Linked DNA regions of Homo sapiens: region 2 is linked to region 1. A link is a contact called in ENCODE Hi-C or POLR2A ChIA-PET data. All regions are on one chromosome and are shown on one strand. The core of a region is the stretch at or near the end of the contact, and the rest is flanking DNA. Distances in the headings are between cores, read along the strand shown. Region 1 holds the start of CTB-49A3.2 (a long non-coding RNA gene). Region 2 overlaps FSTL4 (follistatin like 4).

Region 1 (6,838 bases), core at 2,951-5,450:
GAACAAATACAGGTAGCTGGAGGCTACAAAGGCCTCGGGGTATGTAAAGTCTAGAAAATAAAAAGCAGCCTCTACTTAAGGCTCAGGGGACAAGAGTTTTTAATTAAAGCAAGAGAGTAATTAAAGCAAGAGAGTAAAGGGAGACTTCAAAGATGGTGATGAGTGGAGAAGAGATATATTTCAGCAGGGTGGGAAAAATCAAGAGTTCAATTCTCTATACGTTAGGTTGAGATCATCAACAGATGAATGAATTCTAGAGTCATCAGAGTATAGAGGGTTATTAGAAGCCATGGCATTCCAGTGAAAGAGAGAAGACAGTCAAAGATGAAGTCAGAATGAAGAGGAGAAGCCAGGGAGGCGGGAGGCCACGTGAGGTAAGGAAGGGTATGTAAGGGTTTAATCATGTGGAATCTTACTGAAATGTCAAATAGGATTACAGAATGGTCTCTGAATTCGGCACGAATTCAGAAACTTGGTGAAAGTGAGTTAAGGAGAAATGCTTACTTCTTTAGAAAAGTTTTGACCAGTGGAGGCAGAGATGATGCAGTTTTTCTCCCCCTCATCGGAGAGACTAGAATACTAGAATATGAGTGGGTGAAATAAAACAAAGTATAAGGTGGCTGAGGTGGGGAGGAGGAAAAGATCATTGAAACCAAGAAGGAACTAAGAAAAGGAGGGCTTTGGATGACTCTTCCATGTGGATTGAAGGCACCAAACTTAGTGACCAAGTGAGTAGTAGAGAGGAAGACAGCAAAGGGAGGACTAGAATGTTGACCAGTGACAAGAAGAAGAGCAGGGGGCCATAGTCTAGTGGCATGAGCATTATAGAACAGAGTTTTTGAGCTTGTAATCTATAAGAAGTAGAAAACAGCTTTCATTTGACAGGGCCATAGGAGAAGCTATATCATCAGGGGATAGCAGTACTGCAGTTAAAAAAGAGCACGTCTGCTGATGCCATAGTCTGAGACCCAGAGGCGCCAGTCAAAGGCTGTGCAAGATAGAAACTGCCCAGAGTAGAACAAAGATAGATAGAGAGGGGTGATAATGGATGATCTCAAAGTCCACCTCAGATGACCTAGGAGGAAGGACCAACTCACCAGAATCTAGGCCACAGAGTAGTCTAGGGAAGGATGCTGAGGGTCCAAGACTTTCAGGAAGAACGAAGGAACCCTGGAGCTGGTTCCTGAGTGAAAAACTTAGCCTCTGTGTTCAGACTTTTGCCATGTTGGTCTAGGTCCCTTTAAGTAACATGCAGGAAAATAAGGAACATTATTGACCACTAATTTTATGCCTCTGGGCCGGGCACAGTGGCTCACACCTGTAATCCCAGCACTTTGGGAGGCTGAGGTGGGCGGATCACCTGAGGTCGGGAGTTTGAGACCAGCCTGACCGACATGGAGAAATCCCATCTCTACTAAAAATACAAAGTTAGCAGGGCGTGGTGTGTATGCCTGTAATCCCAGCTACTCGGGAGGCTGAGGCAGGAGAATCTCTTGAGCCTGGGAGGCGGAGGTTGCAGTGAGCCGAGATCACATCATTGCACTCCAGCCTGGGCAACAAGAGCAAGACTCCGTCTCAAAAATTAATAATAATAATAATAATAATAATAATAATAATGCCTCTGAGAAAAAAGACAGAGGGGAAGCTTCTGCCCTGGGTTCCCAAATGGAACCATTGGCAAGGCTTCTAGACTGGCTTTCCCCTCGCCCAGGAGTGATGCCCATGCATACAACGCCCAGAAATGACCATCATGTCAGCTTTCACAACATGTCACTATTTTTTTTCAAGTCCATAGGTGTGGACCCTCTGCCGGCTAAGCTGTCCTATGACAAGTCACATGACCAAGTGTGGGTCCTGAGCTGGGGGGACGTGCACAAGTCCCGACCAAGTCTCCAGGTATGTTGAGCACATGGAGGCTGATACCCACACTCCACTGAGAGAAGAACTCTCTCCCTATAAAATAAGTATCTCCTGCTTCCCCGGGTAGCTAATTACATTTATCCAAAATATATCCATAAAGGCTCAAGGAGAGAGTAGGAAACAGCCTCAGGCCAATGCCCCTCACAGGCAATTGATGACAGCAATAATGATGATGAATAGGATTCTGACATCACAACAATCAGAATGTGGCACCCAATCCCCATCCAGCCCCACAATCCTGCCTCTCTTGAGCCAATAGCTCCTGGGTCCCAACAGAATGAGGCTCTGGGGTCCAGAAGGGAGGCTGAAGAATAGTGTCAAAGCAAGCAGCAGATGTTAGCCAATGAAGAAGGAGAAGCAGCAGCAATTATATCTGTAAACAAAAGCCCACTTACCAAGTGCTTACAGTGTGCTAGGTTACAGAAAATTTCCATAATTTGCCTATAGTCCACCCTAGACAGTGTGGCTCTGGAGCCCAAACATCTAGCACTCCCTTGGGTAGAGCTTGGGCTCCAGAGATCCGTGGGATCCCTTCCCCCATCAGCCAAGAAAGGTCAATAGCAACCCTGACTTGAGCAATTTGAGTATGCCCTGCCCAGCCTTGCCCATCAGGGATCCATAAGAGGAATGAGCCCTGTAAAGTGATTTGAATGCCCATTTTCTCAATTCTCCCAAAGATGGTGCAAAGAACCATTCTGGGTGCACAGGAGAAAAGTTAATTCATTACATATAATGGATGCCTCTGGAGATTAGGGTCTCTCTCTCTCTCTCTCAGAACCCAAGGTGAGAAGGGCTGCAAATGGAGCTAACTCCCCTGTAGAACCCTCTGGAACCAAGACTGGCAAGAGGGCAGAAAGACCAGGGTCTGGAGAAGCTTCCTTCTAGGGACTGACCACCTACCTGCACCTCTGCATCACTCACAACTTCAGTTTCTATACTCTGAGGCCACTGTCACACTGGGGAAGCCACCAACCATTCTTGGGTCCAGTGAGGTGACAAAAAATAGTAATAACCTATCAGAGAGCCTGGACACCACAATAAAGGCCACTCAGAACAGAGTACCAGCCCAAAGAAATACAGCTGCCAGAAATACCAACAAAAAATAAGAAAGCACTTCAGAAAATTCAAGAGGAGGGGCCACTAGAAAAAGAACAAAAAAGATTTCCCAGTTTAAAACTGCAATAGATGAAAAATGTGAACAGGCACAGTGGCTCACGCCTGTAATCCCAGCACTTTGGGAGGCCAAGGTGGGCAGATCACCTGAGGTCAGGCATTTGAAACCAGCCTGGCCAACATAGTGAAACCCCGTCTCTACTAAAAATACCAAACTTAGCCAGACGTGATGGTGCACAGCTGTAGTCCCAGCTACTCAGGAGCAAGGAGAATCGCCTGAACCCTGGAGGCAGAGGTTGTAGTGAGCCACGATGGAACCACTGCACTCCAGCCTGGGCAGCAGAGCAAGACTCTGTCTCAAAAAACAAAAAAAGAAAAATGCATGGTTTCTACTGAGACCCAAAATAGTAGTCTGAAAGATAAAGAACAAGAAAAGCTCTCTCAAATCACAGAGCAAACCCATGAAGAGGTTGAGCCGTGAAGTGGGAAGAACAGAAGTTTAGAAAGAAAAGATAACTATTAGAACGGAGTCAAACATTAAATAAGTTTCCAATAAAATATTCAAGTTGAAGAAACTTAATCCTGTAGATTAAAAGGAATCTACAAGTCCAGGCTAAACTGATGAGAAATGACACATCTCTTCACTAGTGATAAAGTTCCAGCACTCCAAGTTTTAAGAAAAACTAATCAAATTGACAGTGGACTTCTCACCTGCAATAGGAGCTGGAAGACCGTGGTATCCCATCTACACGCTCCAAGGGTTCTATTCCCAAGCAAGACATCATTTACCTGTCAGGACAAAAGAAAGATATACGGGTACGCAGGAACTCAGGGAGCCCATCACTCATGGGCCACACCTAAGGAAAGATACTAGACAAACATCAGATGAGCCAGATTAGAGACATCAAGGTGGACAGAGATAGTGGCAAGTAATGAACCAGGAGAGGAAGATCTAAAATTAAAAGTAAAATGGATGAGGAGAGGCTATCTAGAAATGTACAATAAGTGCCAGGTGAGGACATTTGAATGAGGAGAGAGACAATGAAAGAAATTCTGATACCAAGCTGTAACTAAAGATAAATTGTTTCAGTAAAAAGAGTAGGAGCCAGGTGCAGTGGCTCTTACCTGCAATCCTAGCACTTTGGGAGGCTGAGGCAGGAGGATTACTTGAGCTCAGGAGTCGGAGACCAGCAGGAGCAACCTAGGAAAACCGCATCTCTACAAAAAATAAAATAAAAAAATTAGCCAGGTGTGCTGACGCACCTGTAGTCCTAGCTACTTGATAGGCTGAGACAGGAGAATCAATCACTTGAGCCTAGAAGGTGGAGGCTGCAGTGAGCCGAGATCATGCCACTGCACTCCAGCCTGGGTGACAGAGTGAGACCCTGTTTCAAAAAATAAACAAAAGTAGGGAGTATGCAGAAAGGGGGAGTAAAAATACTCAAAACTTCACTTTAAACCTCATTTTATTGGGATAAGAGAGGATACAGAGAATGTTGTTTGAAATTGGTAGTTGAGAAGTGAATATCTCGTATCAAATATGACTGAATTCCCCAATTAAAAGCAGAGATGAGCAGACTGGGTTTAAAAACTAGCAATAACTTTTTTCCAAGAAACACACATAAAGTGATAATAAAAGGTTGCCCTTAAAGGGGTGAGAATAGTGATGACAGGTGAACAAAAAAGCATGCATGCATGGTAGCGTCAGGCAATGTGGAATTTAGGGTTAAGAGCACTAAGCATGTTGAGAGACAGTAGGTGCTGAACAGCTGATCTATATCAAACAAACAACGTAACGAATACGTAAAACAAGAGTGATTAACATAGAAGAGCTTGATTTAAAATATACGAAGAGACAAGATGACAGGAAAATTGAATATAAACAAGAAGTTTGGTTTAATAAAAACATAGAAAGCCTTTCATCAGTCAAATAGAATTTTTTAGTATGTCTCCATATAAAAAAGTATATCACTAAAGAAACTTTAAATTTTTGTAAAAGTAGATGTTGTAGGCTATATTTTCTGATAATTAAGAAAACATTCCTGGATATATCTATTGGATCAAAGAGGAAATTAAAAGGAAAACTACCAATGGTCTCAAAAGCAAAGAAAAAGAGACTATTAATTATTTCATATCAAAATTTACAGGATACAGAGAAAGCTGTACCAAGGAATTCTTGGGTCTTAAAAGCCTGAAAAGGAAGTATTTAAGAAATTGAAAGAGAACAAAACTTGCAAGAAAGAATAGAGACTAAAATTAATAGAAAGCAAAACAAAAAAGATGAATCCTTCACAACCCCAATAAAGAAAAAAGCAAACAAAAATAGACAAAATGAGGAATGAGAAAGGGAATTTTATTCCAGATACAGGAGGATGAAAAGACTTGAAAAATAGGCCAGGCGCAGTGGTTCATGCCTATAATCCCAGCACTTTGGGAGGCCGAGGTGGATGAATCACCTGAGGTCAGGAGTTCAAGACCATCCTGGCCAACATGGTGAAACCCTGTCTCTACTAAAAATACAAAAATTAGCTGGGTGTGGTGGTGCACATCTGTAATCCCAGCGACTCAGGAGGCTGAGGCAGGAGAATCGCTTGAACCCAGGAGGTGGAGGTGGAGGTTGCAGTGAGCCGAGATCGTGTCACTGCATTCCAGCCTGGGTGACAGAATGAGATTTTATCTCAAAAAATAAATAACACTACATTGCAACTCTGAGGCAACAAATTTTAGAACCTAGAGGAAATGAGTGAATGCTTGCAAAATGTTTTAAAAAAATTAACTGACTGACTTATGAAAAGAGAAACTTGAGCTAGAGCAATTACCATGGATTTTTTAAAGAAAAATCTACCATAGAAAAATGTACAGCTGAGTTTTGTCAAGTCCTCAAAATATAGATAATTTTACTTGAACTATCCCAAGACTATAGGGTGAAAATGCACAGTTTGTTTTAAATAGCCAGTGTTATTGTGATTATAAAACCTGATTTAAAATAGTATAAAAAATAAAACTGTAGACTAATCTCACTTATAAATACAGAGGCAGAATTCTGTTTTTAATTCTAACATACTATTAAAAATAGAGTCCAGGATGAAAACTCAAACATGTTTTGTGGGGTTGCGCTAGTTTGTGCTCGGGGTGTCTGACTCCGACTCATTTCCTAATTCTTACTGGATTCCAAAGCTTTGAGGATATTTTTTAAGACATTCTGGCTTATGACCCTTAGTAGTACAAGGATTTGTCTGGCTTTGAATTTCATGGGCTCAGTGATTGATTACAAACAAAGAGATGCAAACTACCACTGTTTACATAGTTTTACGGTGTTTCTAAAGATTTTATATTGAAACTTAATGTTTAGATTCACTGAGCTCCTAAAGAAAATAGAATATAAAGTTTTGTTTGGGAAAAGCTGACTTGTTAAATTCTTTTTAATTGAATTCAAATTAAAGCGCATTGAAACCACATGGCTTATGATTTTTTTAAAGGAATAAATTGTGAAGAATTGGTTTTGGTTACAGGAATGACTGGAATCCAAGAGATGACTTGGACCCATGTCCTTGTCTAACATACAAATCCAGGAATATTATGCAAGGATAATTTATTTTAAAAAGGGAGTTTCACAGGAGAGACGCATGTGTATAAACAAACACTACACACACACACACACACACACGCAAAGAAAAAGACATAGAATCCAGGAATGTGTCTAAATGCTCAAGCAGGGAACACATTCCCAGGATGCAACGATGGTTCACTGTCAGGAAATCAGTCTATATTATTCATAACACCAACAAATTGAAAGAGAAAACAT
Region 2 (6,838 bases), core at 1,159-3,658, 38 kb before region 1:
GGTCAGCAATGCTGCTAGCCACAAGAGGGCAGCTAAACCCAGTGACCTTGGAGGTCCCTTCCAACTCTGAGACTTGTGGGGAGAGAGACCCAGCATGAAATGCTGCAGGAACCACCAAAGTTAGTCCTCTCCTACTCTCTAGGCCCCTTCAGCTACACCCTGGGGGTCATGGGGGAAGCAGATGGAAAGAGGGGGCCACTCTGGAGGTTCTACCCTGGGCAGAGCTGCCAAGGAGTGCCCTTCCCCTAGCCTTGTCACACTGGACAGGATTGTTTTCTTGTGATTTCCCACCATGGTGAACATAGCCAGTATCCTATACAATTTTGAATGTCAATGCAGCACAATCCTGGTGGGTGCTTGCTGGACAGATGCTGGATGGGCAGAACCCTTCATTTTCTGGGCCTGCGATGGCCAGGGCTTGTCTGAGAACTTAGCAAGAAAGAGCAGTGTCCTATCTGTAAAGACTGGACTGTGTTGGGGTGCATGTTTGTGAGTGTGATGTCCTCTACTGTACCTGCTCACAAGGTGCAGTGCCAGCTTTTAAACATGTTTGGCCAGGAAAGATTGATCAGTACTGGGACAGCTCCACCTGTGTCTGTGGGAGCATTTCATGTGCATTACTTGGCGCTCCACTGAAAGACATCAGAAATAAAAGCAGAGGCAAAACTCCACTTAATGTACTTGCCATCAGTTAATTAAATTACTTTGAGTGGTCTTCCTCTCCCTCAAACATGCCTCCAGCACCAACTCAATTGCATTTCTACTTTTCACAATAAGGTTAGCAATTTGGGTAATTGTGGGTGCAACCAGAGATGAATGGCCCCTCATTATCTCCCAGGAAACACTTGCTGCTCGTGGTTGAGTCAGTAGCCCGCAAATAGGCAGGGCCCAGTGCTTCTCAGAACCCCCTACACGAGGGAGCAGGGCAGCACCAGCCCCGCAGGGGTCCAAGCCCGATGTGTACAAACACACAAAACACACGCACACCTCCCCTACCTGAGGGAAGGAGGCGGCACAGCTTCCTAGGGAAGGGCATGAGCCTGGGGTCTGCCACTTACTAACTAGAACCTTGGAAAGTTACTAGTCTAGTAACCTTGACTGCTCTAAGCTCCAGTTTTCCCTTCTGTGAAATGGGGATAAATAATGGTACCAGCCTCATAGGGTTCCAGTAAGGACTAAATGACAATATGCATGTAAGGCTCTTCACGTATGGTGTTCTATAAATGCTATTATCACTGTCATCATTACTATTGTTACTATCATTAATATTATTATTGTATTATTATTCCTGCTGCTGCTAAATAATATTCTCAGCAGCTTGCAGCCTGAGTCCCCACCAAGCAGCCAGCAACAGCTGGGTGAGGCTCCCTAGTCAGGCAGATAGGACCTTGGCATGCCCCCCGCTGCTCGCAGTGGGGACGGAGGTCTCACTGTCCACGTCAGCCTTGACTCACGCAGGGAGGGAGGCACTGCTTCTCTGCCTCCAGCAAATCCAGAGCAGCTTCGGGTGAGCTGTTGGACTTCTCTGAGCCTGTGGAGAAAAAGCATGATGTGCTCCTTACATGGGCATTTTCAGGCTGAAGTGTACCAAGGACCCAGCTCAGTGCCTGGCACACAAGAGGTGCTCATAAGCAGTAGGCCCACTTGGGACGGTGTGGAAAGCAAACCTTAGAAGAAATCAGGCTGAAGGGGGCTAAAGCCAGGTCATCGGGATTCACTTGCATTTTTGAAGCAAGAATTAGGGGAGAACAGCCCAGGAGTGCAACACTGATGCAGCAAAGATTCTGGGGTTGATGAGGCTCCCAGAGTCCCTCAGCCTGAGGTGTCTCAGTGGCCACGTTCACCCCACGGCAGTGGGAGATGAAATACGATCACCGGCATTGTAATCAGTGGTGACTCCCAAACACGGCTGCACGGGGGCAAGCTGATCGGCCTTCAAAACCCAAGGCGGGGAGATCACAGAGCACGAAGGAGCGTGGGCCTCCTTTCTTTGTCGTTTGTATGAGACATCTTGATTGGCAACAAAATATTAACCACTTTTTCACTACTCTCTTAATGAGAAGCTTTCGTGAGCAACAAAATATTAATTTGTCTTATCTGTTAAGAATTCTATTAATGAATTCAGTCACAGAGCTATTACAGAATGCCATTCTAATGACACATGTAATTAAACTTTTCTGACTTGCAAACATCAAGCATGCCCTGAGCATCAGAATAATATTTGATCAGAAAGTAAATGTACCCCTCTCGCCTGGAGCCAAGTAAGAAGGAGCCAGTCAGATTTTGCAGCGAGTAATGTTGCTCTCAGAAGCACTTATGAGTCACCCAATCGTGTGTGGCCCATCCAGGTGGCGTACATGGGGAGTCATCATTTGGGTTGACTCACTTGCTAAGTGCCTGAGAGTCACAAGCTCCGTACCAGAGTAGAGAACAAAGACACTGTCCGCAGCCTCCAGGGAGGCGAAGTAACCACTAACAACTGTTCTGGGGGCAAGAGAAAGGAGCCCTTCTGACTGGGGCTTCAGGAGACAGGAATAAGCGAGTGAGAAAGAAGTGTATAGGGACAGACTGGGGCTAGAACATAAAGGTCCTTGAATATTAACATTAAGAGTCTTAGCAATTGCCCTGTGGGCAGTGGGGAAGCGCAGATGTTTGATGGGGGAGTGACAGGGTCAGATGTGTGTGCTGCAAGAGTCTGGAGCGCCTTTTCCAGCCTAAGATTAAACATGCATCCAAGAGGGAGTTCACATAACAGAGGGTCCAGAAGTGAGGGGAGCCTTGTTGATGTTTTCTGAGTCTTCCTCCTCTCTAACTTCCCCAATGGCACATCTGGAGTGCAGCAGTGCCCCAGGGTCTCCCTGGCTTCCACCCAAGGCTCCCCTGATGGGGCAGTGGTTCAGTTCATGATGTCTTCACTTTGCCTTTTTTTTTTTTTTTTTTTTAGGCAGTAGGGTCTCTCTCTGTCACCCAGACTGGAGCACAGTGGCATGATCTTGGCTCACTGCAGCCTCGACCTCCAGAGCTCAAGCGATCCTCCCATCACAGCCTCCAGAGTAGCTGGGACCACAGGCATGCACCACCATGCCTGGCTAATTTTTTTATTTTTTTGTAGAGAGGGGTGTTGCTATGTTGCCCAGGCTGGCCTCAAACTCCTGAGCTCAAGTGATCCTCCTGCCTCGACCTCCCAAAGTGCTGGGACTACAGGTGTGAGCCACCGTACCTGGCCTTTGCCTTCTTAAGGTTGTCAGGAAGTTCAGCCTGGGCCTGGACCTGGTATGTCTCCTAAGGACACCTGAGCCACTGCCTTGCAGGAGGCTTTAGCCTTACCCAGCCCAGCTTGTAAGAGGGAAAACAAATCCACCACTGAGCAGAGGCTAGAATTATGGACGAATGGTGTAAGGCCCCCAAAGACAGGTGCACCCCAGCAGATCAGCAGCCCAGGGCACATGCTGCAGCCCCTCCTGGCAGTGGGTCTCTGGATTATGACGCCGCCTTCTGTTTGTTTGATGAGAAATCAGTAGTGTCTGCTCACGTTCATGTTCCCCAGAGCTAACAAAGTGCAGCCTGTAATTTGTTTACTTCCTGGCTGACTGTGGGTTTCGTTACTGAAGCAGCTGTGTGTCTGGATGTGCTTCTGACCTGGCCCTGTGTCCCCACTCACCTCAGTCCTTGAGGAGGCACAGCCCACTGCCCCCACCTCAGAAGCTAAGCAGAGGCGTGGCCACCAGCAGCACCCTGTGCTCGGCATGACCTGGGCCTGGGCCAGGCGGCCCCCAGGAGTGTGCCTGTGCTTGTGTCTGGTAGAAGGGGAGACTTTGCCCCCAGCCCCTGCTGTGGGGCCCCCACAAGGGGCCATTCCCTGGTGAGATTCCCCTGTAGCCCCTGTCTCCTGGGGACTCAGGTCCAGGCTTTGGGGGCTGGGGTGAGACCCATCTCAGAAGCAGATCCACACATTCCCTCCCTACTCTGGCCCCCATTCTAGGTATTGGGGTTGGGAAGGATGGGGTGCTGCCTCACTTTCTGCAGAAACAGAACATGCAAACCCATTCTGGGCCTCAGCCCTCTGCTTCTCTGACCACCCAGCCTGCACAGCGGCCACTCGGAGGGTGAAGTGACTGTCCCCAAACCTAGTCGGCACATCCTGCCTCAACAATGTCACCCACCCTTCATCTCATAACTGTCTTCCTCACTGTCCTTTATGATCCTGAGGGCCAGGAGACAGGAACGGGCAGAAACAGGGACAGGGCATCTCAAAAGTCACAGGTAATGGCTGTTGGGTTGAACCATCACAAGTGTTGTTGCCAGTGTTGTTACCATTCATACACGGTGCAGGCTCCGTGCCGGTTGTGAGGTCATAAGCATCAGCTCATCCCATACCCCTGCCCCATGAGGCACGTGGGGTTAACTCATTCAGATGAGTGGAGAACTTGCCCATGGGCCTACAGCCACCTACATGCCCTGGCCCAGAGCTCTCTGGGTTTCTTGCTTGTGGGACATAATATCTAGCCCCCAGCAATTCCAAATCTTTGCTGTGGGGCTGTCTGTAGTTCCCAGGCCCCAGTGGAATGTATCAAATTGGATATGGGTCCCTGTGTGTGGAGCTCCTATTCTTACTGGCTGCTGGCCTCTGGCCCCAGCAAGGAAGGAAGCAACATGCTCTGAGACCAGCACGTGGAATTGTTTAGCCAGGATATTCTCAGGGAGAGAAAACATTTTTCTATTGTATTCTTTTTTAAAAAAACAGAAAAAACAAAAAGGCCTACAACAAACTCAGTATATTTCAAATGACTTGAAAGAGCCACTCTTTTTTGTTTTGGGTTTTTTTTTCACTGAATCTCGCTATTTGGGGCTTTCTAATGTCGGCAGGCAGAGTACGGTGATAAAAGCAAAAAACAAAACCCATTAGAAGAAAGTATTTGTGGCAGTGTTTGAAGGATGTGTTAAAATGTTCACTTTTCTCCCCATACCTAAATGGTATAAAACCAGGAACAAATAATTCTAATGAAGCGTATGCTCTCAGCTAGCTCTTCTTTGGAAGGGAGTTATTAAAAAGACCAAAAGAAAATGATTTAGGAGCTCATGACTCATTTAATTTTTATTGTCTTTATATGAACCAGTCATGAATTCATTGTAAAAAGATGAGAGGCGTTTGATTAGCATGGAGAGCTGTTTGCACCACGATAGACAGTGGTTGTAGGCTCTGCATTAAAATAATCTCATTAAATGCTTGGGTACATTTTGTTTTAAAATCTTAGAAAACACTACATTTGAAGCACTTAAAGGCTTTGGCCAATTCTCTGTAGCTTGTGTCAAAAACATCTGAACATCCAGTTCTTTAGAGTTTTGAATGTGCTCAAACCATTGGGAGTAGTGTCCAGAGATCTCCAAGATATGGGGGCCGGGGCCTATGGTACTCCAGCCTGTGGAACCTGTGGGGTGACTCTGCCCTGCCAAGTGTCTCCTCTGGCCTTTGCTTTCTCAGTGCCTCTTTCGAGGTCCTCTTTCCCCTCTTAGGGGAAAGCCTTAGGGGAAGCCCTGGCCTCAGGGCTTGACTTGTACTCAGTGACCACTTCCGGCCCCATCTCCAAGGTACAGGGTCCCACAGGAAGGTTCTGATTCAGCTTCTATACCCTGATTGCAGAACCCAGGAACTCCCCACAGAGTCTCTTCCTCCCTGAGCCTCACTGCCTCCCTACAGAGGCCCAGTCAATGAAGGAGGCCGATTGGTGCCTCTCTTGGCCACTACAGATTGGAGCCTACCCCTCCAAGGCACTCTCTGCACTAAGCAAGGACAAGGGAGTCACCAGGAGGTCCTGCAGCCCATGAGCCATGCCCAAGCACTGCTCTTCCTGGACTCCCCCTCCCCAGCCCCATGCAGCTGTTTCAGGTTTTGTCTACAGCAAACAAGACTGCAGTAAACATCCTTATACCCACCTCTTTGCACATGTGTGTAAGTTGACGTGTAAGATAAGTTCTCGGAAGTGATGCATTTTCAGTTTTGATGGGTTTTGCCAAATCTCTCTCCAAAATGGCTGCACCAGTCTACGCCCTCTCCAACAATGTGTAAGAGTTTTGAACACAGTGTCAGGAGGAAATTCCTAACTGAAAGTCGTCTTGGTCCCTGAAATGAGCCATAGAAGGAAATTTATTTAAATCCTCTCTGGAGTGTCTCAACGACAGGAATCAGCTGTCATGGCTGTGAGTGTGGTCCAAGTTAGAGTCAGGAGCTGAAACCCTTGGTAAGGCCTTCTCAGCCTGGGGATTCAGGATCCAAGGATCCCCAGGAAGAGGGTTGCAGGTTTCCCAAAGGAAAGCAGCAGGTGTGAGGTGGTCTGGAACTTCAGATGACTGCTACAGTGCAGTCTAGAACCTGAGTCCCTTCCCGCCCCAGCTGGGGATGCCAAGCTAATTAGCCAAGGAGCCAAAGCCCCATTCAAGGGCTCAGGCCTGCACCTCACCAGAGGGCCCCATTAGCTGCCACCCCTACTACATAACACTCTGGAGTCCTGGCATGTCAAGAGGTATTTGCCTGCTGGCCTCTAAGGGTGGACAAGTGGAGGGCTCAGAGCAATGTCTCTGGCATGAGCCTTCTGTTGCAGGTGCCTGGGCCTCTGTGTATACCCAGATAATCAGGTTTGTCCCTATACGCAATTTCAACACGCATACCACTAGGTCAGAACTTCCCTATTTGAGTTTTTGAGCCAACTGAAGTTGGCTCTTCGACAGAAGACACCCTCACTTCTGACATAAACTGGAAGTCAGGTGGTTCCCAAAACCACCCTCAGGTTCAACAATTTGCTGGAAAAACAGAACTCATTGTAAGTGTTATACTCACAGT

What was found. A loop is a pair of places that touch in the nucleus more often than their neighbours do. ChIA-PET counts read pairs that join two places held with the same protein, here RNA polymerase II (POLR2A). Pooled maps may share reads with other maps.
Region 2: a loop to region 1 is called in a map of endothelial cell of umbilical vein, with 2.0 times the contacts of the local background. The contact joins the enhancer-like site here to the promoter of CTB-49A3.2 in region 1. A Hi-C loop is called at or near these places in 2 of 168 maps with a recorded cell type or tissue (Caco-2 and endothelial cell of umbilical vein) and 2 of 50 pooled maps. POLR2A ChIA-PET finds 5 or more read pairs at or near these places in 10 of 52 experiments (AG04450, HEK293, K562 and 7 more).

The regions. Positions count from the first base shown.
Region 1 is chr5:133,205,249-133,212,086 of GRCh38, reverse strand. CTB-49A3.2 (a long non-coding RNA gene) reads right to left here and starts at 4,200. Exons shown (of 3, transcript XR_007058938.1): 1 at 4,159-4,200; 2 at 3,745-3,822. FSTL4 (follistatin like 4) reads left to right here. Exons shown (of 16, transcript NM_015082.2): 14 at 1,789-1,896.
Region 2 is chr5:133,241,226-133,248,063 of GRCh38, reverse strand. The region is part of intron 7 of FSTL4 (follistatin like 4); the gene reads left to right. Among named protein-coding and RNA genes, the nearest start is that of FSTL4-AS1, 12 kb to the left of the region's middle. RefSeq lists enhancers at 1,376-2,575, 3,736-4,257. Within about 2 kb of position 2,408, at least 5 of the 41 ENCODE cell types and tissues checked have a DNase peak (open chromatin) inside an H3K27ac peak, as active enhancers do; they include Panc1, where a contact is called at or near this core.